Regions from separate parts of the Homo sapiens genome. Here regions 1 and 2 are each linked to region 3. A link is a loop called in an ENCODE intact Hi-C map of the cell type or tissue named here. Cell type or tissue: ascending aorta. All regions are shown on one strand.

Region 1 (8,000 bases), 570 kb after region 3:
ATCTTGGCTTGCTGCAACCTCTGCCTCCCAGGTTCAAACAATTCTCCTGCCTCAGCCTCCCCAGTAGCTAGGACTACAGGCGCGTGCCAGCACGCCTGGCTAATTTTTTGTATTTTTAGTAGAGACGGGGTTTCACCGTGTTAGCCAGGATGGTCTCCATCTCCTGACCTCGTGATCCACCCACTTCGGCCTCCCAAAGTGCTGGGATTACAGGTGTGAGGCACCGCACCTGGCCGAGAAGAGGTTTTTTTAAAGGCCTTTTGATATCCGATAATGGTTTAATGTGATTCCCACAGGAAGCCACTGAAGAACACATTATTCTTAGATGCACAAAGACTCTTTTTTGTGGGAAATCCATTTAGCCACTTATTAGTTAAATTGATTTCCCACAAACAAGAGTGTTCTGAACTTAAAACATGAAAGCCGAAATTGGTTTTTTTTCTTCTTTTTTTTTTTTTTTAGTTGGAGTTTTGCTCTTGCCGCCCAGGCTGGAGTGCAGTGGCGCGATCTCGGCTCACTGCAACCTCTGCCTCCCGGGTTCAAGCGATTCTCCTGCCTCAGCCTCCCGAGTAGCTGGGATTACAGGCACGCGCCACACCAGGCTAATTTTTTTTTTGTATTCTTAGTAGAGATGGGGTTTCACCATGTTTGTCAGGCTGGTCTTGAACTCCTGACCTCAGGTGACCCGCCCACCTCGGCCTTCCAAAGTGCTGGGATTACAGGCGTGAGCCACCGGGCCTGGCTCTTTTTTTTTTTTTTTTTTTTTGAGACGGAGTTTTGCTCCTGTTGCCAAGGCTGGAATGCAATGGTGCAATCTCGGCTCACCGCAACCTCTGCCTCCCGGGTTCAAGCAATTCTCCTGCCTCAGCCTCCCGAGTAGCTGGGATTACAGGCGTGCACCATCACGCCCAGCTAATTTTTGTATTTTTAGTAGAGATGGGGTTTCTCCATGTTGGTCAGGCTGGTCTTGAACTCCCGACATCAGGTGATATGCCCACCTTGGCCTCCTGAAGTACTGGGATTACAGGCATGAGCCACCGTGCCCGGCCTTCTGTTTTCTTTAGAAGAAAACAAAAGCTCCATCAACAGAGGGGTGAGAAGCAAAGTGGGTAATATCTGACTATTATGTAATATTATCTTTGGTAGAAAGTCAAGAGACTTGGAATAAAACTGTTTTTTGGAGTTCTGAAATTTTTGTCTTATTTTATCTCTGAAAAATTTTTTTTTTGAAAATAATCAAAGAGGAGATGTTCACAAAACCTGTCAAGATGCCAAAACACCACTAATGGATCTTTAGGTCTTGGCTTACTTCATCCATTTGTTCACAGATATTTATTAAGCACCTGCCATTTGTCCTGCTGAACAAATCAAGCATGTTCCCCGCAGCCATTGTGTACAGCTAAGCAGGTGAATGGCACCCACTGGAGTTGCGTAGTGCACAACTTCCACTACTGCTGGTGGTTCTTGTCCTCATGGAGATTAAATTTAGTAACTTCTAGGAAGTCTTTCTCGAATCTCTATCCTCTTGCTCAGACTGGAAAAAGTGCTCTTATTATGTTTTCTTTTCTCTTTTCTCTTTTTTTTTTTTTGACACAGGGCCTCACTCTGTCACTTAGGCTGGAGTGCGGTGGCACGATCACAGTTCACTGCAGTCCCCACCTCCCAAGCTTAGGTGATCCTCCTACTGCAGCCTCCCAAGTAGTTGGGGCCACAGGTATGCACCACCACGACAGGCAAGCTAATTTTTTTGTATTTTTTGTAGAGACTGGGTTTTGCCGTGTTGCCCAGGCTGGCCTTGAACTCCTGACCTCAAGTGATCTGCCCGTCTCCTGCCTCAGCCTCCTGAGTAGCTGGGATTACAGGAATGCACCACCACGCCCGGTTAATTTTTGTATTTTTAGTAGAGACGGGGTTTCTCCATGTTGGTCAGGCTGGTCTTGAACTCCTGACCTCAAGTGATCCGCCTGCCTTGGCCTCCCAAAGTGCTGGAATTACAGGCGTGAGCCACGGTGCCTGGCCTCTCCTCACCTGCTTTAATTCTTTACTCAAATGTCACCTTTTTACTTTGAGGTTTACTTTTACCTTTGGAGGTTTGGAGTAGAGGAGGGATACTATCTGTCTAAAAAGAAAAACAACATTTAGAAATATAACAGTATGGGCCGGGCATGGTGGCTCAGGCCTGTAATCCCAGGACTGTGGGAGGCCAAGATGGGCGGATCACTTGAGGTCAGGAGTTCGAGACCAGCCTGGCTAACATGGTGAAACCCCGCCCCCCACCCGTCTCTACTAAAAATACAAAAATTTTCCCAGGGTGGTGGCGGGTGCCTGTAATAACAGCTACTTGGGGGGCTGAGGCAGGAGAATCACTTCAGCCTGGGAGGAGGAGGCTGCAGTGAGCCGAGATTGCGCCACTGCATTCCAGCCTGGGCGACAGAGTCAGACTCTGTCTCAAAAAAAAAAAAGAACGGTATGAGCAAAGAGTGAGTAAGGCAGTTATCAGATGTCTACTTTGCCAGGAATCAGGCTACAGCAAATAAAGGTTTATACATAATATTGATAATAAATGCCCAGCTCTTCCCCTGTAAAACTCCAATACTCTAAGATTTTTTTCATGAACACCGCCCCCCGCTGCTCCGACCCCTGCTTTTTTATTTATTTATTTATTTATTTGGTAGAGATGAGGTCTCACTATGTTGACCAGGCTGGTCTCGAACTCCCAGCTCAAGCGATCCTCCTGCTTCTGCTTCCTAAAGTGCTGGGATTACACCGCGCTCGGTCCTGAACACACATTTTGTTTGTTTGTTTGTTTGTTTACAAAACCCCTGGAGAACCCGCGTATTCTAACCTGGGCTGGTTTTTGTATTTTTGCAAAATAACACCCCACACATTCTCGTATCAGCGTGCAGATTTTTTTGCACCCAGTTTGGTTGTTTGCGGCCATAAGCTTTTCTTTAAGCCTTTCCAACCCGTCCTTCTAGAGAAAGTGTCTTCATAAGGAAGTCACACTGCTCACGCCTGTAATCCCAACACTTTGGGAGGCCGAGGCGGGTGGATCACTAGGTCCGGAGATCGAGACCATCCTGGAAAACACAGTGAAACCCCGTCTCTACTAAAAATACAAAAAATTAGCCGGGCGTAGTGGTGGGTGCCTGTAGTCCCAGCTACTCCGAAGGCTGAGGCAGGAGAATGGCGTGAACCCGGGAGGCGGAATTTGCAGTGGGCCGAGATCGCGCCACTGCACTCCAGCCTGGGCGACAGAGTGAGACTCCGTCTCAAAAAAAAAAAAAAAATAAATAAATAAAAAATAAATAAAAGGAAGTGACACTGGATAATTAAGAGACACACCATTGCGCCTTTAACACATATTCACACCCAGCACTGTCACATCCATCGTGCCTTGAGGACAGGCATAAATTTACGGCCTTCCTCCTGCGCTCCCGGCCTGCTCCTAGCCTTTGACTAGAGCCTGCGCAGCATCCCAGTCCCAGGCTAGGGCCCACCGGTGCCGCGCAGCCTCCTGGAAGCTGTGGGGAGTAGCGTTCCTCCGCTCCAGAACTACAACTCCCAGCAGGCCTTGCTCCTCTCCACCTCCCTCGCAGCGCATGGCCTGCCGGGAGGGGGCAGGTAGCCGGCGGGCCCGGTCCAATGGGTGCCGGCTTCCGAGGAGAGGGCGGAGGAGAGGAGGAAGGAGGCGAACTGTGGGCCCCGGCCCCATTCATTGCCGTGGCCGGCGGGCACTGGGGCCCCGTGTTTTCAGAGTCATGGAGGCGCTAATTCCTGTCATAAACAAGCTCCAGGACGTCTTCAACACGGTGGGCGCCGACATCATCCAGCTGCCTCAAATCGTCGTAGTGGGAACGCAGGTGAGAGCAGCAGGCGGCGTTCGCTCGGGCCAGACCCCGGCCGCAGGCCTGGTCGGTGCTGCGGCAGTGCCCACTCCCGCGCCAGCGCCCACTCCCGCGCCAGCCTTTGGGGCCTGTGGGAGGAGGGCCTTGCTGGGGGCCCCAGGGCTCTCCGGGCTCTGCCGCACCCGCCCTCCCGGGGCAGCGTTGCATCAAGGCGGAGAATCCGGGGCCCGGCCAGGGGCGGAGCCGGCGCGGCGGGCCTGGCTAGCCCGGCGGGTCCCGGGGACAGGAGAGGGAAGGATGGGGCCGGCGGGCGGAACTGGAGTCCGCTGGGACCGGGCGCGGCCTCGTCCGCGTGCCGCTGCCTCCAAGGGCACCTGGGGGACGCGCGGGGCACTCGGGTCTCGCTGGGCTCGGTGGGCTGGCTGTTCCCATCACTGTTGGCTTTCGTGAGACGGGTGTTTTATTTCCCTCCTTGCCTTGCCCAGGGACTGCGGAGTTAGTTTTGGAATCGCTCTGTTGAGGCTGAGAGACGCTACGGTGCGTGAGCGCCAGTGTTTTCCTGCAGTATAATTCCACCAGGTTTCGAGAACGCCGAAGCAGCATTTTAAAAAAAGAAAAACAAAACGTGTATCTAGAGTTCTGCGGGTGTTGGGAAGGAATATCCGATTTTTCTGCGTAGGCTGTGCTTTTTGTCTTCCACAGTTTTGTGATCGTGACCTAAATTGGGCATCAGTTTCTCTGGTCTTCTCATAGCTAACTCATTTTTTTTTGAATGCAGAAATGTTGGCAAAATAACTGTTATTTCTAGAGTGACAGAGGAGAAGTATAATTTTCCTTTTCTCTGCTACTTCGATTAGAGTTCAGAGAAACGGATTTTAGAAATTAGTATATTGATATTAAGTGCTTTCATTTCTTAATAGTATCTTTTCTATTGAGAAGGAGCGGTTTCCCCATCATTTTCCAGGAGGTACATAGTATAGGGTATAAGTGCTATCAGAAGGAACTTACTGTTCAAAGTATTAGTGGCTATCCAAACACTGGAAACTATAGACACCCTGTACTCGTTTGTTTGTTTGTTTGTTTTTTTGGCTTTTAAATAGTTGAAGCAATAGAAATTGTTTTAGAAACACATTTCCTTGGTCTGCGATAGGATTGGGAAAGATTCTGCTCAATCTTGCCTACGTATTCTAGTATTTGTAACAATATTTGTAATGTTTGGAGACTCAGAAGCATCAAACAAATTACGAGGATTATTTTTTATTGAACATAATTTTGTTCAGTCTGGGACATATAGTAAGTGCTCTGTAAATATTTTGAGTAAATATTGCTCACTCTAACCACAATGTTTTAAAACACTGGGACTTTTATCATCAAAACTAACCTGTTTTTGTAAAAAGTTAGAGATAATATAAATTAAGTCTTTGATAGTAAGTGATTCAGAAGTGTCTTCTAGCTGCACACTAGAAACTTTCCACATACTTTTAAAAGAGAGTCTCAGTGCTTTTTAAGCATGAGGAAGTAAAAGAATTAGGGATATAGTGTGTCAGCATAAATAGTTTAAAATCAATAAGTTGTTTTTTTCTTTTTACACAAAATAGAGTTTATTTTGGTCAGTAAACCTGTTGGCAAAATACAGAGTGGCAGGAGAGAAAAGTAAAGATCCCATCCTTCTGAAAGCCATTAACATGTGCAAAAACCATCCTAGTACTGACAGTTATATGCTATATTTGCATGTTGGTGTTTGAAATTTCTCAAGAGGTCAGTTTTTCTACTTGATTTAATGAGGGTTATTTCCATCTAAGTTCTTATTAGCTGATAATCAGTCTTTTACTCAAGTACAGAAGAAATACAGAATAGAAATTATCCGAGGTAGGCAGATCACTTGATTCCAGGAGTTCAAGACCAGCCTGGGCAACGTGGGGAAACTCCATCTTTACGAAAAATACGAAAATTAGCTGGGCATGGTGGTGCGAACCTGTAGTCCCAGCTACTCTGCAGGCTGAGGTGGGAGGATCACCTGAGCCTGGGAGGTTGAGGCTGTGGTGCGTGCAGGAGTGCATGTCACTGCACCCCAGCAGAAAGAGAGAGAATAGAAACTATTTTCTCCCCACACCGCCCCCCCCGCCCCTATTTTCTCCCCACACCGCCCCCCCGCCCCCGCCTTTTTTGTAGTGTGTTGGGGAAACAAGAATCTCTTCTTGGTTTGAATACTAGTATACCATTACTTTGTGATGTCTGCCATTTTTACTCTTTGGTGTTGTGTAACATATATGTATACCTCACATTTATATTTAATGAAGTAATTGTAGTGAGTGAGTTCCAGACATATAAGTGTTCTGTACTTAGTTCTGCCTAGTATACCTATCGGCAGTAATTGTGTCTTCAGAATACAGGTATAAATTAGCCAGGTGCTATGGTGTGTAGTGTGTGCCGGTAGTCCCAGCTACTTGGGAAGATTGCCTGAGTCCAGGAGTTTGAGGCTGCAGTGAGCTATGATTCTGCGATGGCACTCCAGCCTGGGCGACAGAGTGAGACCCTGATTCTTCCAAAAAAAAATTAAAAAACAACTTCAAGTGTAGTCTCTATCCTACATATTATCCATACCTTAAATGGCTTCAGTTTCTATCTTGTTGAACTTTTTGGAACAGTGATTCTCAGACTTGAGTGTGTATTAAGAATCACTTTGGTTTTTTTTTTTTGAGACCGAGTTTCGCTCTTGTTGCCCAGGCTAGAGTGCAGTGCCATGATCTTGGTTCACTGCAACCTCTGCCTCCCGGCTTCAAGTGATTCTCCTGCCTCAGCCTCCCACATAGCTGGGATTACAGGCATGCACCACCACGCCCGGCTAATTTTGTATTTTTAGTAGAGACAGAGTTTCTCCATGTTGGTCAGGCTGGTATCCAACTCCCGACCTCAGGTGATCCACCCGTCTCGGCCTCCCAAAGTGCTGGGATTACAGGTGTGAACCACCCCGCCTGGCCTAAGAATCACTTTGAAACTAAGTTTCCTGGATCCTGTCTCCAGAGATTTTGATTTTATAAGCCTGGGTTGGGTGAGGGACCATAGGTGATTCTGATACAGATGGTTCCTAGATCCTAATTTGAAAAACATATTAGTGAATCATTGGATTTTAAAATGCATGATACTGGAAAAAGCAGGAAAATTAGGGGAGGTTGAATCTATGGCATACTACCATCCAGTACCATGCTGACTTTGGTGGCATTCTTGCTTTAATATATCACTTCCCAGGCAACCATTGCTGACCCCTAAATGTTTTAAACTTTGGTTTTATGAAATGCCCAAGTAACACTCATTTGGGGGCTAGGGACTTGGAGGAGTGGAGGTGAGGGAATCCTGTTTACAGCTATCAGTCATTCACATGTTTTATGTGTTAGCTAAATAAATTGCTTTTATTTTTTCTAGTAGAGACCATCTGTGTGAAATGAACAGACACAGTGGGGAGAGAGAGAAGGCTGATGATACTTTTAGACCATGGTGTAACTTTGCAAGTAGAGGAGATAAGACTTAAAACAACTTTTGTGACTCAACTTGGGAAATTTAATCCTATTTCTTAAATTAAGAATTGGAAAGGGGAGCCCTCCAGGTATGTAATCTAAACTACCACCCAATATAGGTATCCGAATACAGATGACATTAACCTGAGACTCTGGCTTAGTGTTCCTAGTAATGTACTTTACACTTTTCCTTTTATTTCAGTGATTTCAGCATTCTATCTTCAGTAATTCAGACAAATGTAAAAGGAAAAACAATTTGGATTTTTTATTTTTATTTTTTTAGGGTCTGGCTCTTTCACCCAGGCTGGAGTGCAGTGGCATAATCCATAGCTCACTGTAACCTCAAATTCCTGGGCTCAAGCAGTCCTCTTGCCTCAGCCTCCTGAGTAGCTGGGACTACAGGCACGCATCTGGCTAATTTTTTTTTTTAAATTTAAAATCGCTGCCTTACTATGTTGCCAAGGCTGGTCTCAAACTCCTGGGCTCAAATGATCCTCTTGCCTTGGCCTCCCAAAGTGCTAGGAGTATAGGTGTGAGCCACTGCACCTAGCCTAAAAATAATTTGGATTTTATTTTATTTTATTATTTATTTTTTTAGAGATGGAGTCTTGCTCTGTTGTCCAGGCTGGAGTGCAGT
Region 2 (8,000 bases), 1.9 Mb after region 3:
AGAGAAGCCAGGGGACAAAGCAGCATGAGTGATCAGAAAAGCAAGGGAAATGTAGAGGACAGCAGTATTCTCAAACTTTCAGGTCCATCAGGTCCACTTGGTAATCTAAGGGAATCATAATTGATTACAAAATGAATGTTAAAACACGTATTACTTGGCTCCCTCTGCTATCAGATTTGTTTTCCGGTAGGTCTAAGGCAAGACTTGATTATTTGCACTTCTAACAGGTTCCCAGGTGATACTAATGCTGTGGTACTTTAGGAACCACTGTTATAAAAAAATATTTAGGAAGTTTTGCTTTGGGTTGTATGGTATATCTTTCTAAATGACCAAGTGTATTAGTCCTTTTTCACACTGCTATAAAGAACTGCTGAAGACTGGGTAATTTATAAAGGAAAGAGGTTTAACTGACTCACAGTTCAGCATGGCTGGGGAGGCCTAGGAAACTTACAATCATGGCGGAAGGCGAAGGGGAAGCAAGGCACCTTCTTTACAAGATGGCAGGAAGGAGAATGAATGCAGGAGGAACTATCAAACACTTACAATACCATCAGATGAGAACGCACTCAGTATCATGACAACAGCACCGGGGAAACTGCCCCAAGGATTCAATTACCTCCATCTGGTCTCTCTGTTGACACATGGGGATCATGGAGATTATGGGGATTATAATTCAAGGTGAGATTTTGGGTGGGGACATAGCCAAACCATATCACCAACCATTCTCTTTGTCTGATACTACAGAATTTACCTGGCCTGAGACTTTCAAGGGTAAAACTGGAAAGTCTGCCACAAACCAGAAAGATTTGTTCTATGAAAGTTATCAGAATCAAAATGGGGCCACTTGCATAAAAACCCTGAAAAATGGAGCTAAGGAAGACCAGAAAGGGAGGGTTTATATGCGTGTATGCCTGACAACAGGAACTACGACAAAAGACTGCACAAACCACAACTTTGCACAAAGGCCACCACAATCTCACAAAAAATTACTTCTGTGAGGACATTTGCCCAGCAACTGCCTGTCCAACCTCAAACTGGTGCCACCCTTTCTACCAGTCCTTGTAACCAAGGATAATTGTCTCAAAGCAATTTATGTAACCCTCTTCATTTTTCTTTTAAAATCCCTTGTCTTCTTTTACCTCCCTATGTTCATTGTATTCTAACTGTAATGCTCAATCCCAAATAAATATTATTGTTTTTTAGAAGGGTCTCTCCGTGTGTGTGTTACTTAGGTTTAACCAGTCCCCTATACAATGTCTTCAAGACATTTTCAGTAGAGCTAAAATACTTGCTAATGCTTTTGTACTAAAATGTGTGTGTTTTTTTTAATTGATTCATTAATTTTAAAATATAGATTTTAAATTGATATGTTAAGATTGACCTCAAGGGTATAGTTGCATTTTAGAGCTTATCATCTGTGATTTTTGGCCCAGGGTGCAGTACTCTGCTGTAGCTAGAACGAATTGTCACCTAGAAAGGAGTAAACCGTCACTCTGATTAGCAAGTGGCCAATGTTTTCATTCAGCAACAAGTGAAAAGGGGTGCAATAAGAGGCAGGGTGTTTCTTGGACTAATACTTCAAAGTTATTACAGTTACAGCCTTTGGGGAAATTCACTGTTCAGATATGGCTGTTTCAAACAGTTAAGTATATGCAATGTTATGCGAGTTCATCAAATTAGGAATGTCTTAATTGATCAAAGTAAGCTAGGTTATACAGGAGAAATAAAGTCAAAATCTTAATGGCTTATAAACAAAAAAGATTTATTTCTTGCTAAAACAACCTATCCTTAGAACCCCAACAGAAATTGCCCATTTTTCTGCCATAACTTACTTATCATAATTCAAGTAGCACAAATAAATAGTTGATGTGCAATGACAATGGGATTGCTCATCCTAATGACTCTTTTTCACAAACATCTATGGAAAATGGCAGTTGGAATTCTGAATGGAAAATGTAAGTTGAAATTAATGCTGATCTAGTTTTAAATGATAGGTCTAATAATATGTAATCTATTTCATTAAAACCCCAGAGGTAGCTATTTTAATAGGTCTTGATTTAGGAGCAGAGCTTTGGAAAGCATTTCAAGATTATCAAAGATGTTGTAATCTAAGAGTAGAAAAGTGACAACAGCTTCATCGATTTGCAGATAGTAAAAATAACTAACAAACGAGTGAAGTACTCTACAAAGAACTCTACTGGGCCCATGGAGCTTCTTAGCATTCTCAGGTAATATGTTTTACATCAATCGTTTCCAAATATGAAGATTATTATTCAGTGATTTGAGATGGCTCTCTACAATCTAGTTTTTCACAATGTTCCCCCAGCAGATTTTGATGTAATTAGTCTGTAACATGAACATTTTTTTAAAAGATGAAACTTGTATTTCAACTTGGTGTATGGAAACAGAGGAGAGTGGAATGTAAATGTAAAGTTATTGGGACTAGTGAAACATTCAGTTCAGTATACATTGTAGATTATTTTAACCTATAAGGCTATGAAGTTATTTTATTACTCTTGGTCTGATTTTCTAATTCCTACACTTGGTTCTGACACTAATTTTTTATGTAATTTTAGGTAAATCATTCATTTTTTTAAAACCAACTTCTTTTATAACATGAAGTCAAGTAGATTATTAATAAAGATCCCTACCCATTCTAGAACCCCATATTTCCTTGAAACTTTCCATTTTATGTAAAGGGATGTGTGCAGCATGTATAGGAGTCAAATGTTTAACATAAACTATTGGTGGCAATTGTTATGAAGAAAAATGGAGAGCATAAATGTCTAGTCTTGTTCTACTCCCTTTAAAAACGACCCACTATTTCTAGGGTGGGTCAGTAAGCTGCAGAGTATATATAACACGATTTAGCAGGTCAACAGGTCAGGAGCTAATTACTTGTAGATCACATCAACCTCTTGAAGACTGAATCATCTGGAGATGTGTTACAAGTGACTTAAACAGATAAGTACAGCATGGACTCAACAATAAAATGGGAGATAATGGTTAAAACAAAGCTAAGCATCACATCAGAGTAGGATCCTCACATGACTTTATTCCAGTAATGTAAATGTTCCCATCCCAGCCCTCATTCACCACTACTTCCTCTTATCATTGAGGAAACAGGCAGAGACAGAATGGAAAGGCAGTCAGCTTAATTTAAGAAACTTTCTTAAGTTTAGAAATACTGAATTAGTTTTAACCCAGAAAAAGAGCTCAATTGAGAACTCTGAGGTTTGCAACCTTAAATCCCGCCTAAATTCTGATATATTCCTGCCAAAGGCAACCTGATTGAGGTTACCTGAGAAATAGTTTTTCTACAAAACATGGCCAACCATGCTCAAGACAAAATTACAACACATAATTTATCTTCGGCATTCTTCAAATTATTTACCTCATCTCCTGCCCCCAGCACCTAATCCCAGAATACAGGAATTTGATGATGTCTACACAGCCTATAAAAGTCCACAAATTTAAGTGCCTACTGTGTGAAAGCCATTTTGGGGACTACAAACATAAAGGATGTATAATGCCACCCACTAAGATGTTCACGCTTATGATTTAGTAGGAAAAACAGAAGGCTGCCTTACAGATATTAACAACCAAATTTACAGGCACACCTAAAACATCCCGAATTCTAAAATATATATGTATTTTCCAAATCCTACAGGGTAATATGACTATGAAAGTGCACTAGGAATGTCAATTTAACTAAATCCTCTGAGAGCATCCACATTTTGAAAGAGTTCTCTTTTAACCTAAACAAACAAACGAACAAACACTCCTCTCACTGAAGTTCATTCGGCATTGACGGGTCTCTGGTTCTTCAAGTTTTCATCTAAAACTCTCAGTCTTTGCTATCACAACCAACGCACCCTTCCTACACTCCAAAGTTGATGGAATGAAATGTCTTGGAATTGAGGGTTTAATTAATTCGGATCACTGGAGAGAAATAACAGAAATAACGGGGGAAAAAATGTGTCCATTTTAGGGCTTGGAATTGGAAACGTGGGGAAACGTCGCCACCTTCTGGTAAGTGATGGAAGTGAGCAGGAAAAAAGATCCAAGCTAAGAAGCGGCTTTTTTTTTTTTTTTTTTTTTTTTTTTTTTCTAAGCAGCAAGCCACGCACCTCCCGCGCTGGCGAAATCCGAGACCCGCCCCTTCCGGAAGTTTTGACACTTTGTGCGCCCCGGGCAATGCGATTGAGAGGGTAATCATCCGGTCCGTTATCTAAACCCGTCACTCCGGGAAACAGCGACCCGATCTTTCCGGATCCGCGCTCTCCCAGCATCCTTTGCCTTCCGGTATGTGGCCCCGTCTGGCTAGTCCCGCCTAGCGCGCCCATTTCGAGCCCAAGTTTCCAGCTCGGGTTTCCAGGCTCAGAATTTTCCAGGAGTAGGTTCTTGGGCAGTGGCTGTGGGAGCTGGAATGGCGCAGCTGGAAGGTTACTATTTCTCGGCCGCCTTGAGCTGTACCTTTTTAGTATCCTGCCTCCTCTTCTCCGCCTTCAGCCGGGCGTTGCGAGAGCCCTACATGGACGAGATCTTCCACCTGCCTCAGGCGCAGCGCTACTGTGAGGGCCATTTCTCCCTTTCCCAGGTGGGGTCCCCAACCTGTCCCCACCCCAGGAGAGGCCTGAGAGGTCCCAGCGTCCCCACGTCCTCCCATCCTTAGACTTCACTCGTCCTGTTCCACCCCCTCAAGCCTCAGAACATGAAAGAAACTGGGTATAGTCTTTTGTTCCTGTCTCTGAGATCTGTGAAATATTTATTAAATGAATGAATAAACAGCAGATCTGTCCTCCAGGAAGGAGTGATCTGGGAGAATACTCAACGGGGAACTGAGCCCTCCTCTTGGCAGCTGACGATATCGATCCCACTTTGTCTTTCCTTGTTTTAGGATTAAAGGCATTCGGGTGCTCCTTGGAAATACCAGAAAACTTTCCTTTAGCTCACCTGTCAAGCACCTCACTGTGCATTTTAGGGGTGGGATAGGGTGGACTGGAGGGATCTTCAGCTACCAAAAAGTGACAATTTATAATCACAAATTCCTTCCCTGGGTATTTTTAGTGAACTGTTAACTGGATAAACTGGCAACCAGTCAAGTCACATCATTTTTGAGTATATATTTGACTGTGCAAGTATGTACATATAAATATCAAAATAAGCATCCCCTGCTTCTCTGGTGACACAATATAGGGTACTGGCTAGAAATATAAAGTCTGTTTTAGAGAAAGATCTGATCTTAAATCTTGGTGCTGTGATTTACTAGTTTTGTGATCTTGGAGATGTTCTGAGTTTCAGAAATTCAGGTTACTCATCTGCAAAATGACAATAATCTTTACTATAGGGCATATTGTAACGTTAATACAGAGGGTTTGGCAACAATTTCTGTCTCAGTTTATGTTAGCTGTCATCATGGAGCCTGTGGTCCAAATGTTTTCCTAAACTTAAGAGTCCCAAACAATGTTTCCATGCTTTTAAAAACTGGAACATTTGCAGTTTATTTATCAAAATAAAGGCTTTTAAAGAACATTTCTTGGAAAATAGAAATAGATTTTAAGTTGTTGTTGTTTATTGGTTGCTGCTACCTGAACCATCACTAAGCTGGTCCGGGGGCAAAAAATAAGAAAAACGAATCCTGTTCTGCCAAGGACTTACTTAATCTTGTCATAGAATAACTTCTCAAAATTTCTGATTGTTGCTGGAGATGAGACTTGGGCTTGACATATTTGTGCCTGTCTTGTTCCTATTACCTCTTGCTTTTACTTCATTTTCTTTCATTTTAAAGTGGGATCCCATGATTACTACATTACCTGGCTTGTACCTGGTGTCAATTGGAGTGATCAAACCTGCCATTTGGATCTTTGGATGGTCTGAACATGTTGTCTGCTCCATTGGGATGCTCAGATTTGTTAATCTTCTCTTCAGTGTTGGCAACTTCTATTTACTATATTTGCTTTTCTGCAAGGTACAACCCAGAAACAAGGTATGTTTCAAAATACTTAATTACAAGTTTATGTGTAGTCAGGTCCACAATTACAATGAATTAGTTTTATGAGATTTGGTGAAAAATGTCTTTAACACTTTGTAACTTTGTATTTTTGTATATTATGTAAAGGTAAATTTAAATCCTCCATCTCCATTTTAGAATAAATTCGTATTTAAATACTTGAATAACTTATTTGTAAAATCTGAAGTAAATATTTGTTAAGTGAGTCAAACCAGTTCAATAAATACTTACTGAACTTATTCCATGTGCTAGGGACTGGGACTACAGAGATAAATGAGGCAGTCTTTTTCTTGTAAAACGTATATATTCATTAGGGAAAACAGACTTTACCTGAGGACTTTTGATGTGATAACAGTGCAGGCCCTGGAGGTAGATTGCCTGGGTTAGAATTCTCTCCCTGCCACTTAACCAGTTTTGTTACCATGGACAGGTTAACCCTTAGTGGCTCCATGTCTTCATGTATTAAATAAGAATAACAATAGAATCTGCCTTATAGAACTGTTATAAAGGAACAAAGAAACTTAATAAATGGAAGATGCTTCGAACAGTGCCAGAGATATAGTAAGGGTTCAGTAAATATTAACTCTAATAATTATTTTTAACCTTAAGAGATGATTTCAGTAGTGTCAGTTATGATAGAGTGGTAAACATAAGATGCTATGAGGATACAGAGAAGGAGCAGGGGAACACTTACTGCTTTTCTGGGAGGGAGGGGAGTATGTGGCATTTGGTAAGTCCTCACAGAGAAGATGGTACCAGAGCTGAGTCTTGATGAACGGATAGGGCTGTGTAGGGTGGGGAATTAATCCTGGGGAGACAAACAACATAAGAAAAGGAAGAAAGGCATTGAACAACGAGTTGCAGGGAATTGGTCTTGGAATTACAGGATTAAAAAGTAGAGGGATGTAAGGCTAGAGAAGTAGGTCATGAATGCCCTTATGTGTCACAGAGAGGACTTTGAACTTTAGCATGTAATGTAAAGACCTTAATTTTAATCAAGGAAATGGCATGGTCTGATTTGGTGATTTAGATTAAGTGGAGTATACAATTCAAGAACATAAGAACACTTTCAAATTCTGAAACAGCATGTCAGAAAGGCCAAAAGAAGATATATAACTTTAGACAGGCTCACTTTTCAGAAAAATACCTGTTATTTCATCATGAAAATTTCATCTTGAAAAAGTAAGTCTGGGTATGGTAGTATACCATATGCATGTTTATATTCTCCCTTGTGTAGAGTTATGAAGGATTTCCTTAAAGGAAAGTGGTTCATTATGGCTAAGTGAATCCTTACTGAAGGCACTAAAACATAAGCTCAGGGAAATGGAGCCAGCACCGTGTCCTATTTATCTCCATAGTCCACATAGAACTTAGTTAGTATCTTGCACTCAATAACTCCTTAACTAATCATTGCCTGATTCCAATTGTGTTAAGCTATAGAAGATTTGGCATACACATGGTCTCCAAACTGATAGGTATACATAAAAAGTACCAGGAAGTGTTCTTATAAATGTATATTGTGTTTTTGCAAAGCCAGAGATAAGATTAATATTGATTAATTTTATTTAAAGAAGGTTTGAGTAGTTGAGTAGTTTTTAAATAAATTTCTTCATTAGGTAAGCAGAAATAGCATTTTTTGTCATGAAAATAATTTTATCTGTGTTTCTTCTTCCTCCAAGGCTGCCTCAAGTATCCAGAGAGTCTTGTCAACATTAACACTAGCAGTATTTCCAACACTTTATTTTTTTAACTTCCTTTATTATACAGAAGCAGGATCTATGTTTTTTACTCTTTTTGCGTATTTGATGTGTCTTTATGGAAATCATAAAACTTCAGCCTTCCTTGGATTTTGTGGCTTCATGTTTCGGCAAACAAATATCATCTGGGCTGTCTTCTGTGCAGGAAATGTCATTGCACAAAAGTTAACGGAGGCTTGGAAAACTGAGCTACAAAAGAAGGAAGACAGACTTCCACCTATTAAAGGACC
Region 3 (8,000 bases):
TTGGGGACCACAGGCATGTATTACCATGCCCAGCTAGTATTTTTTAATTTTTTGTAGCCATGAGGTCTCGCTATGTTGCCCAGGCTGGTCTTGAACTGCTGGCCTCAAGTGACCCTTCTGCCTCAGCCTCCCAAAGTGCTAGGATTACCAGTATGAGCCACCACACCCAGCCTAGGAATGCTTTAAGAAATTATTTTCTATATACCTGTCATTGATATATATGCAATACATATGGCATATACGAAAAAAGAGGGAACTGTAACTATGCAGTACTGGAACAGCATGGTGTATAGGAAAATAAATTTGGCTGGGCATGGTGGCTCACATCTGTAATCCCAGAACTTTGGGAGGCCAGGGTGGGAGGATCACTTGATCCCAGGAGTTTGAGACCAGCCTGGGCAACATAGACAGACCCTGTCTCTACAAAAATTTAAAAAATTAGCTGAGTGTGGTGGTATTCATCTGTAGTTCCAGCTACTCAGGAGGCTGAGGTGGGAGGATCGCTTGAGTCCAGGAGGTTGAGGCTGCAGGGAGTCATGATCATGCCACTCCACTCCAGCCTAAGTGATGGAGACCCTGTCTCAGAAAAAAAGAGAAAAAAAACAAGAAAATAAGTTTATCTTCTTTACGTTAAATACCAACATTTAAGGATCAAAGTTCAACTAAGCAACATCTTAAAGTGTCAGAGTGTGCAAGACATGCCTGAAATCAGACAAAAGTGACAAGTGACAAAAGTGTATCAATCAGAAAAACGGGGCAGGATAGAGCATAGGGGCTGGACCACAATGGAAATTTAGCAAAAAGGAAAGTCACAGAGGCAAACTCTGTTCTTAGTTTGATCCAAAGGAGAGGGAGGCACAGGCAATCTAGTGCGAGTCTTATGATCCCTTTGGAAGGCCTATGCTTACAGTTTGTAGAGTGAGGAACAGCCAGAGGCTTCCTGGGAAGGCAGGTTAGCTACCTGCAATTGCAGGTTCCATCTCTTTTCAGCAGTTCATCATCATTCATCAACGTGTCAGAGGTCAGATGCCACGGGAGCACACAGGAGGGGCTTCCCACCTGGAGTGCGAGATAAGGAAAGATGGGTCGGATGTTGTAGTCATTATCATCCGCTTCTCTACAAGGCTGGAATTTATGGTGGCTGCACATTTGGAATGTTTTCTCCTTTTATTTATTTATTTTTAGATCAGACAATCACAAGAGAATATTCTTTTGTTTTATTTTTAGATCAGACAATCACATGAGAATATTCTGTTGTGATCGCTGGCGTTTAGAAGGAAACTTGTCTGGTTTGTGAAGCAATGGAAAACACATCCAGACAGCCTGCTAGTGGAAACTTTGGAAGGGCACTGTCATATGCTTTTTCTCCCACGCCATCAACAAGTGTCCTTTTTTTTTTTTTTTTTTGAGATGGAGTCTCTGTTGCCTAGGCTGGAGTATAGTGGTGCCATCTGTACCCTCCACCTCCTGGATTCAAGCAATTCTCCTGCCTCAGCCTCCCAAGTAGCTGGGATCACAGGCGTGCACCACCATACCTGGCTAATTTTTGTATTTTTAGTAGAGATGGGATTTCACCATGTGGGCCAGGCTAGTCTTGAACTCCGGACCTCAAATGATCCATCCACTTCTGCCTCCCAAAGTGCTGGGATTATAGGCGTGAGCCACTGTGCCCGGTCAACAATCATCTTTTTTTTTTTTTTTTTTTTTTTTACCAGGTACACAATGATGGGAGAGTTGAGTCCTGCTTTCTAACTTAGAAAACGCATGTGTGTTCATCACCTGGTCACTGAGAAACAGCTCTGGAATAGGTGCCATGCAGAAGAAGAGAGGGAACTGGAAAGACCCACTGATCTGTGGGTCTCACAGCCTCCCGTTACACAGAAATTGCTTCTTTTCTCTCATGTTGCGTTCTTCCTCTTGATTCTCGACCCTTCTCCACTCTTTCATTTACTCCACTCTTACTTTGCTTTCACCTCCTTTTGTAACCGTTCATCATCACTCTTCATATGGATTAATGTGATTATCTTAAAAGCATGTAATATGTAGTTGCTGGGTTTGTATGAGTAATGAGTGAACCTGAAGCCAACATAATGATCCCGTTTAGTGCTCCCGAGTTAAGATTCCAGAGTTGCCTGACTTTGGACAAATCACATCTCCCTTTGCCTTTCACCCCCTGTAAACTGAGGATAATGGCTCTTACCTCAAAGCATTGTTAGGATTGGAGAGAACGCATGTTACATACTTAGAAGAATGCTTGGTATGGGTCTCAAGAACTCTTAGCTCTTATTGTTTAAAAAATGCTTATTACAGGGCATCGTTGGTATCTTATATAGGGAATTTCAAGCAGTTTTCCTTTATTGAAGACACAGAGTAAGGTGCTTTGATGGAAACTATTGGGGCAAGATATACAGTACCTAGCTAGAGGTTTCCTGGGTGCATGTATTGTGGAGATATTTTTTTTCTGAGTGGATAGCGCTCTTGTGATACGCTGGGTGAGGGCGAGCAATATTTAGCGGACTGTCCTGTGAGGATAGTAAGGTTATCTGGTGAGAGTGTTAGGTGGCCCAGGCCAGACTTGGGAGAGGCAGGGAGAGAGGGGGACGACGGAGGAGGGCGCCTTGGGGTGCGTCTTGAAAGCTTTGGGAAACCCAGCGGTCTTTTGGGGGCAGGTGGCCCAAAAAGCCTTCTGCGCGCCCAGGGGACGAGGAGGATGCGCGGACCGCGACCGCGATAGTTTTGTTTGCTTTTCTCGGGAGAAAGCGTTCCAGGCAGTTTCCTGAGCTTCGGCCCTCGACGTAGCAAAAGAGCCCGGGCGCCCACGCCGCTCTCGGGGTCTTCTACTGCCACCGGGACAAAGCCCTGGGAGGAGCTCCCGCCCCCGCGAGCCGGACAGGGCGGAGGCTCCCCCGCCGCGCGCGCCCCACCGCTTCCCAGTCCCAGACCCGTCGCCTGCGCCTCCTCCTGGCGCGCCTCACGGTGCAGCGGGCGGCGGCCCGCGCGCCCGGCGGGAGGCGCCTCGGGATGTTTCCGTCTGGTCCTTCCCTCCGCCCCCCGCGCTGACTCCATCCGCTCCCCGCCCCCTGCTCGGAGCCGCCGCCACGCGGGAAGGGAGGGAGCCGGCCCCGAGACTGCATCATTCCGCACCGGCTGCTGCAGGGCCAGAGGGAGCAGGTGGAGCGAGAGAGCGAGCCGCGAGCCGGAGCGCGCCAGACCCAGGGCGAGACTGCAGTGACGCGGCCCGGGAGACATGGCGGACGGGCGTCTCTGAATAAGCAGAATCCGGAGCCCCTCGCTACCCGCGGCCGCCGCAGCCCGGGCCATGCCGCACGGCTGCTGACCGCACGCAGGGGCCGGCCCCGAGGACACATGCGGCGGCCTTTGCCGCCTCGCCCCTGACCCTCTGCCCTGTTCTCCATGTTGCATTTCTCGTCAGTTTCTCGGGCGGTGTAGCTGCCGCTGCCACCAGAGCCGGCGGGGCATCGCGCTGCTCATTCATCCGGCCGCACTTTCTTTTCCGTTTCCACCCATCCCTTCCCATTTCCTTCTCCCTTTCCCCGCCAGCTTCGCATCCATCTCCCCCACCCCGTAACCCCCTCCTGCCTCCATCCACCGGGGCTATGGCCGCAGAAGAGGTATTGCAGACGGTGGACCATTATAAGACTGAGATAGAGAGGCTAACCAAGGAGCTCACGGAGACCACCCACGAGAAGATCCAGGCTGCCGAGTACGGGCTGGTGGTGCTGGAGGAGAAGCTGACCCTCAAACAGCAGTATGATGAACTGGAGGCTGAGTACGACAGCCTCAAACAGGAGCTGGAGCAGCTCAAAGAGGTGAGTTGCCTGTCACCTCTCCCTTTCCTGGCCCTCACTCCCCCCACCCGCAAGGCCCACTCATCATGATCAAGAAGTCATAAAGGAGGTGATTGAAAGGACTGTTTTTTCTTCTAGGGCCCTTTGTTGGTAAGAGAAGATTGAAAGAGTCCATTGTTTCCTCCCCCAAGAGAAAAATTGCCTAAGAAATGAATATATAAGCTGGAATTTGGGAGGCAATGGCTGTTTGGCCTGCGGGGGAGGGAGATTAGTAAGAGTCATCAAGTCTCAGCACTCTAAGACGACATTCAAGTGGGTTGGAATGTATAAATCAAACTTCTCAAAACCGCTGTTATCTCAAACCCAGGTTTCAGCGACAATTTCGTAGTCCACAAAAGTGATGAGGTTTGTGCCTGAGGACCCACAATTTCAGGATTTAGACTGTGTGGCACCTCAGCTTTCCTCTGGATGTAACCACTCCTTGGTGAGAGAGGGAACTCCTCACCAATCCCATTTGACAAAGGCTAGGCAATCTTCATTCTGCTTGGCTTTAGTCATTCTTGTCATTGGGCTGCAGAAGAAAAACAACTTTGCTGGGTGATCCCACTGCCTTGATTTCACCTCGGAGCGAGGCTGGGCCATGTCCAAGTCTTATGAGGTCACCCTGACTAGAAAAAATTGAACTCACCTACAAATAGTCTGAAAGAGTGGTGTATATCAAATACGTGGGTAGTGTTGCATTTCAAATGAGGCTCTTCTGGTTGAAATGATATATTTATAAAACCAGAATATCAAAAATGGGTGATGTATAATGTCTCTTTAGTTTTTTGGTATTTGGCCTCTTTTAAAGCCTGTCGGATGTATGGGAGAAAACAATGAACGTGCTTTGATTTCCTATCAGTCACTCTTAAGAACATACATATTGTTTAAGTAACTCGGTCTTTTTTATCTGATTCTTGAGGCACTATGGGTAGCAAATAACCACTTACAAATTTAAATGTAATATACACTCCTTTTCTGTGTGTCAAGTCCTTATTTTTAGGTGCATATTGACATTTAAATGTTAATTATTGTTTGGCATATAATATCAAAAATCTATTATTTATTTTATGCTGTTACAGTTAAAAGATGTGATTTATGACATACTGAATCAACTTGCCTTCCAATTTAGTGTGTAATATGGTAAGCATTTATACTTTTAGATATGTCTTATTTTTATTTGGATGCCTGTCTACCAAAAAATAAATGTACTACCTATGATTAAAAATCCCAACTAGGAATCTAATTTTTGTGTGTCAGGCTGTAAATTTCTGGTTCCTATTTTACTTACCATGTACCTGTCTGGTCTTAACAACAGCTGGACTTGTTTATATTTTCCAACTTAGATTAGGCTGACATGTTTAAATGCAGTGATGCTAAACCTTGTGAAGTGAGGAAGCAGGATGATGACTGTCATTCTCAGAGATGTTTTGATATTGTCTATACCTATCAACACTGCTTTGCCAAGATAGGGAAGTGCAAACCAGAAAGTGGTAAGCCATCACCTTCTTGATAAAGGAGATGGACTTAATTTAATGAAATGTACCTCTTACTGACTTTGCTGCTTGATTTAAACAATCCTTCTAGGGATATTTCTGTCATTGCACTTACCTTGCATAGCAAACCTTAATGCAATTGTGTTTTGCCTTTGCTACACCATGAGCTTTGCATCCCAAGTCTTTAACACAAAAGCTAGCACACAGTGGGCATGAAATATTTTATGAAAGAATCAGTTTGTACTAGAAGAAGGCACACTTTTATCAAGGGTTCACTAGTCAATATTGATTAGTGTTAGATAAATACTAAGAAAATTAGGATGTATAGGAAGTGACAGATGTTAATAAAACTACCTGTATTAGTTTCACCAGCAGTAATGAGAAAAATGTGAAAAAAACGTTTTGTAGGAATAATGTAACTGTGGTTTCTTAATACAGAATAATGCAAATACCAACTAAAATTTTTTCTATAAATATTTTAATATATATTTTGTTCTATATAGCAGGAGGTTAATAAAAATTTACCAGCATTATTTTTACTAAACGATTCTTGTTCATATATTTATTTTCAGTTGCATTTAGCATAAGTGAAATTCGAGATTCCTAAAAAACTGGTTTATACAGTTATATAAAAATGTATTTTAGGTAATAAAATTATTATAGTTGATTATTTGATAGTGAGGCCTATTATTTTTATTCTTTAAACATAGAATATACTTTAGTTGGAAATATAACTTAAATGAGTTAAATTGATTTCAAGTAACATTTCTTGTATGAAAAGTAAATCCAAAATAATTGTGCAAACTGAGGTGTTCCAACACCTCAGTTTTGAAAAATATTTTGTGAGTGTTTTGATTTTTCAAAAGAAAGTTTTGCTCATCAGGTATGTATAGTAAATGATGTTGCATTATATCTATAAAGCCAAGCATAAAATAAATCTTTGCTTATTTCTAGGATTTTTGAACAAATATGATTTATTTAAAAATAATTGAACCAGTTTATGGGAATGTCAACAGAAAACTACTGTATTAAGTCCAAATTGGACATTAGTAATTTGCAGTATAGCAACATGGCTCAGTCTTTGCAGATCATTTTGTTTTCCAGAGTCAGTACCCACCAATGTTGCTACCTTCCTTCCCAGGCTAGGTACTGCTGTGACAATAATGCAAGTCGGCAGTGTTGCCTAAAGATGTGCAAAATCAAGAAGATGAAATTCATTAAATTTTTTTCCTAGTTATTTCTTCCCTCAACTCAATTGTTTTTTGACCTGGCCTGATGTTGTTTAGTGCTCTGCATGGACTACTGTAATTCAGCTCACAGAAGAACACACTTGAAAGAATAGTACTAAGGATTTGAAAAAAGGATGACTTCTGACATCATCAAAGTGTTCTCCTTTTCATGATTCTTTGGGCAGCTGGACAGAGCAGTATGTCCACTAGAATACTTGAGTCTGGTTTTGTGATTTCACAAGTAACACTTGCTCTTCAGTGACCTGAGTGAGGGTCACCCATGCCCAGTTATGTTCAGGGCCTGGCTGATTATATGTTTGGGATGTACGTAAATCAGCACTGTGCGCCTGTCACCCAGGCCAGAATAGTGTTTGAAGAAGAGTCATAGCTCCAAAATAACCTGAAAACTAAAAATATACATATATAAAAATACCTTGGATCTAAACTTAAGAGTTTTTTTTACACCGCATGTTCTCACTCATAGATGGGAATTGAACAATGAGAACACATGGACACAGGAAGGGGAACATCACACTCTGGGGACTGTTGTGGGGTGGGGGGAGGGGGGATGGATAGCATTAGGAGATATACCTAATGCTAAATGACGAGTTAATGGGTGCAGCACACCAGCATGGCACATGTATACATATGTAACTAATCTGCACGTTGTGCACATGTACCCTAAAACTTAAAGTATAATAATAAAAAAAAAGAGTTTTTTTTTAACTTAAAAATGGTTGAAATTTAAAATGTTGTAAAGTTGAAAAAGAGCCCCTTAGAAAGGAATGATTCAGCATTACTGATGGCATTTTAAAAAGGAAATGTATCTGTGAGACAGCTTTAGAAAAGTTTTGCAGCTTGGATACCGTAAACTATGCACTAATGAGCTTCAACCCATTTTCTTGCTTATTTTGTCAACCCTGACACCAAGGATAGTTACCAGCTGCTGAAGAAGCACTTTCTGGACATTGGGCAGCTTTTTCTTTTGGAGCCAACTCTATTCTTTTTCAGGGTTATAGTTAAATCATTCAACACAAAAATATGTACTTACACAGTTTTAGAGCTTGTCACATTGGTGACCTGATGAATGCCACTTAAATTACCTAGATTCATCTTTAAGCAGAATTGTTTTCCCTTCAGATGCTTAGAAAGATTGTTAGTTTCTTTTATATCTTTAAGTTCTAAATCACAAAATCATATGGCAAGAAAAACCCCAGATTTCTTTTCCAATCTATGAATAAACATAAAGAGACAGTTAATACTTAATTGATCTATCTGAACTATGATTTTTAACTTCTCTCATTGTTTTTATTTTTTTATTTTATTTTATTTTATTTTGAGATGGAGTCTCGCACTTTCACCCAGCCTGGAGTGCGGTGGTGTGATCTCGGCTCACTGCAAGCTCCACCTCCCGGGTTCACGCCATT

The links. Hi-C counts contacts between places; a loop is a spot of excess contacts. Peaks named below come from ENCODE experiments on the same cell type or tissue, not always from the same donor. Only the 100,000 strongest peaks of a DNase experiment are listed, where the experiment ranks them.
Region 1: a loop joins it to region 3, with 5 times the contacts of the local background. A loop is called at or near these places in 8 of 110 quality-filtered maps.
Region 2: a loop joins it to region 3, with 8 times the contacts of the local background. A loop is called at or near these places in 3 of 110 quality-filtered maps.

The regions. Positions count from the first base shown.
Region 1 is chr12:32,675,603-32,683,602 of GRCh38, forward strand. DNM1L (dynamin 1 like) reads left to right here and starts at 3,699. Exons shown (of 20, transcript NM_012062.5): 1 at 3,699-3,863. The coding sequence starts at 3,762. RefSeq lists a silencer at 3,847-4,256. In ascending aorta, no CTCF peak of the experiment used is centred here; DNase peaks (open chromatin) are centred at 3,609 and 4,069; H3K4me3 peaks cover 2,275 bases; H3K27ac peaks cover 2,352 bases.
Region 2 is chr12:34,018,171-34,026,170 of GRCh38, forward strand. It overlaps ALG10 (ALG10 alpha-1,2-glucosyltransferase), which reads left to right and starts at 4,326. Exons shown (of 3, transcript NM_032834.4): 1 at 4,326-4,600; 2 at 5,792-5,989; 3 at 7,693-8,000. The coding sequence starts at 4,430. RefSeq lists silencers at 4,083-4,232, 4,146-4,332. In ascending aorta, a CTCF peak has its summit at 4,021 (motif pointing left); a DNase peak (open chromatin) is centred at 4,211; H3K4me3 peaks cover 1,969 bases; H3K27ac peaks cover 1,243 bases.
Region 3 is chr12:32,103,715-32,111,714 of GRCh38, forward strand. It overlaps BICD1 (BICD cargo adaptor 1), which reads left to right and starts at 3,133. Exons shown (of 10, transcript NM_001714.4): 1 at 3,133-3,830. The coding sequence starts at 3,618. It overlaps BICD1-AS1 (BICD1 antisense RNA 1), which reads right to left and starts at 3,748. Exons shown (of 3, transcript NR_185992.1): 1 at 3,680-3,748; 2 at 962-1,059; 3 at 403-576. RefSeq lists a silencer at 2,656-3,135 and enhancers at 3,496-3,575, 4,103-4,740. In ascending aorta, a CTCF peak has its summit at 3,033; DNase peaks (open chromatin) are centred at 3,097, 3,837, 4,057 and 4,412; H3K4me3 peaks cover 3,139 bases; H3K27ac peaks cover 3,030 bases.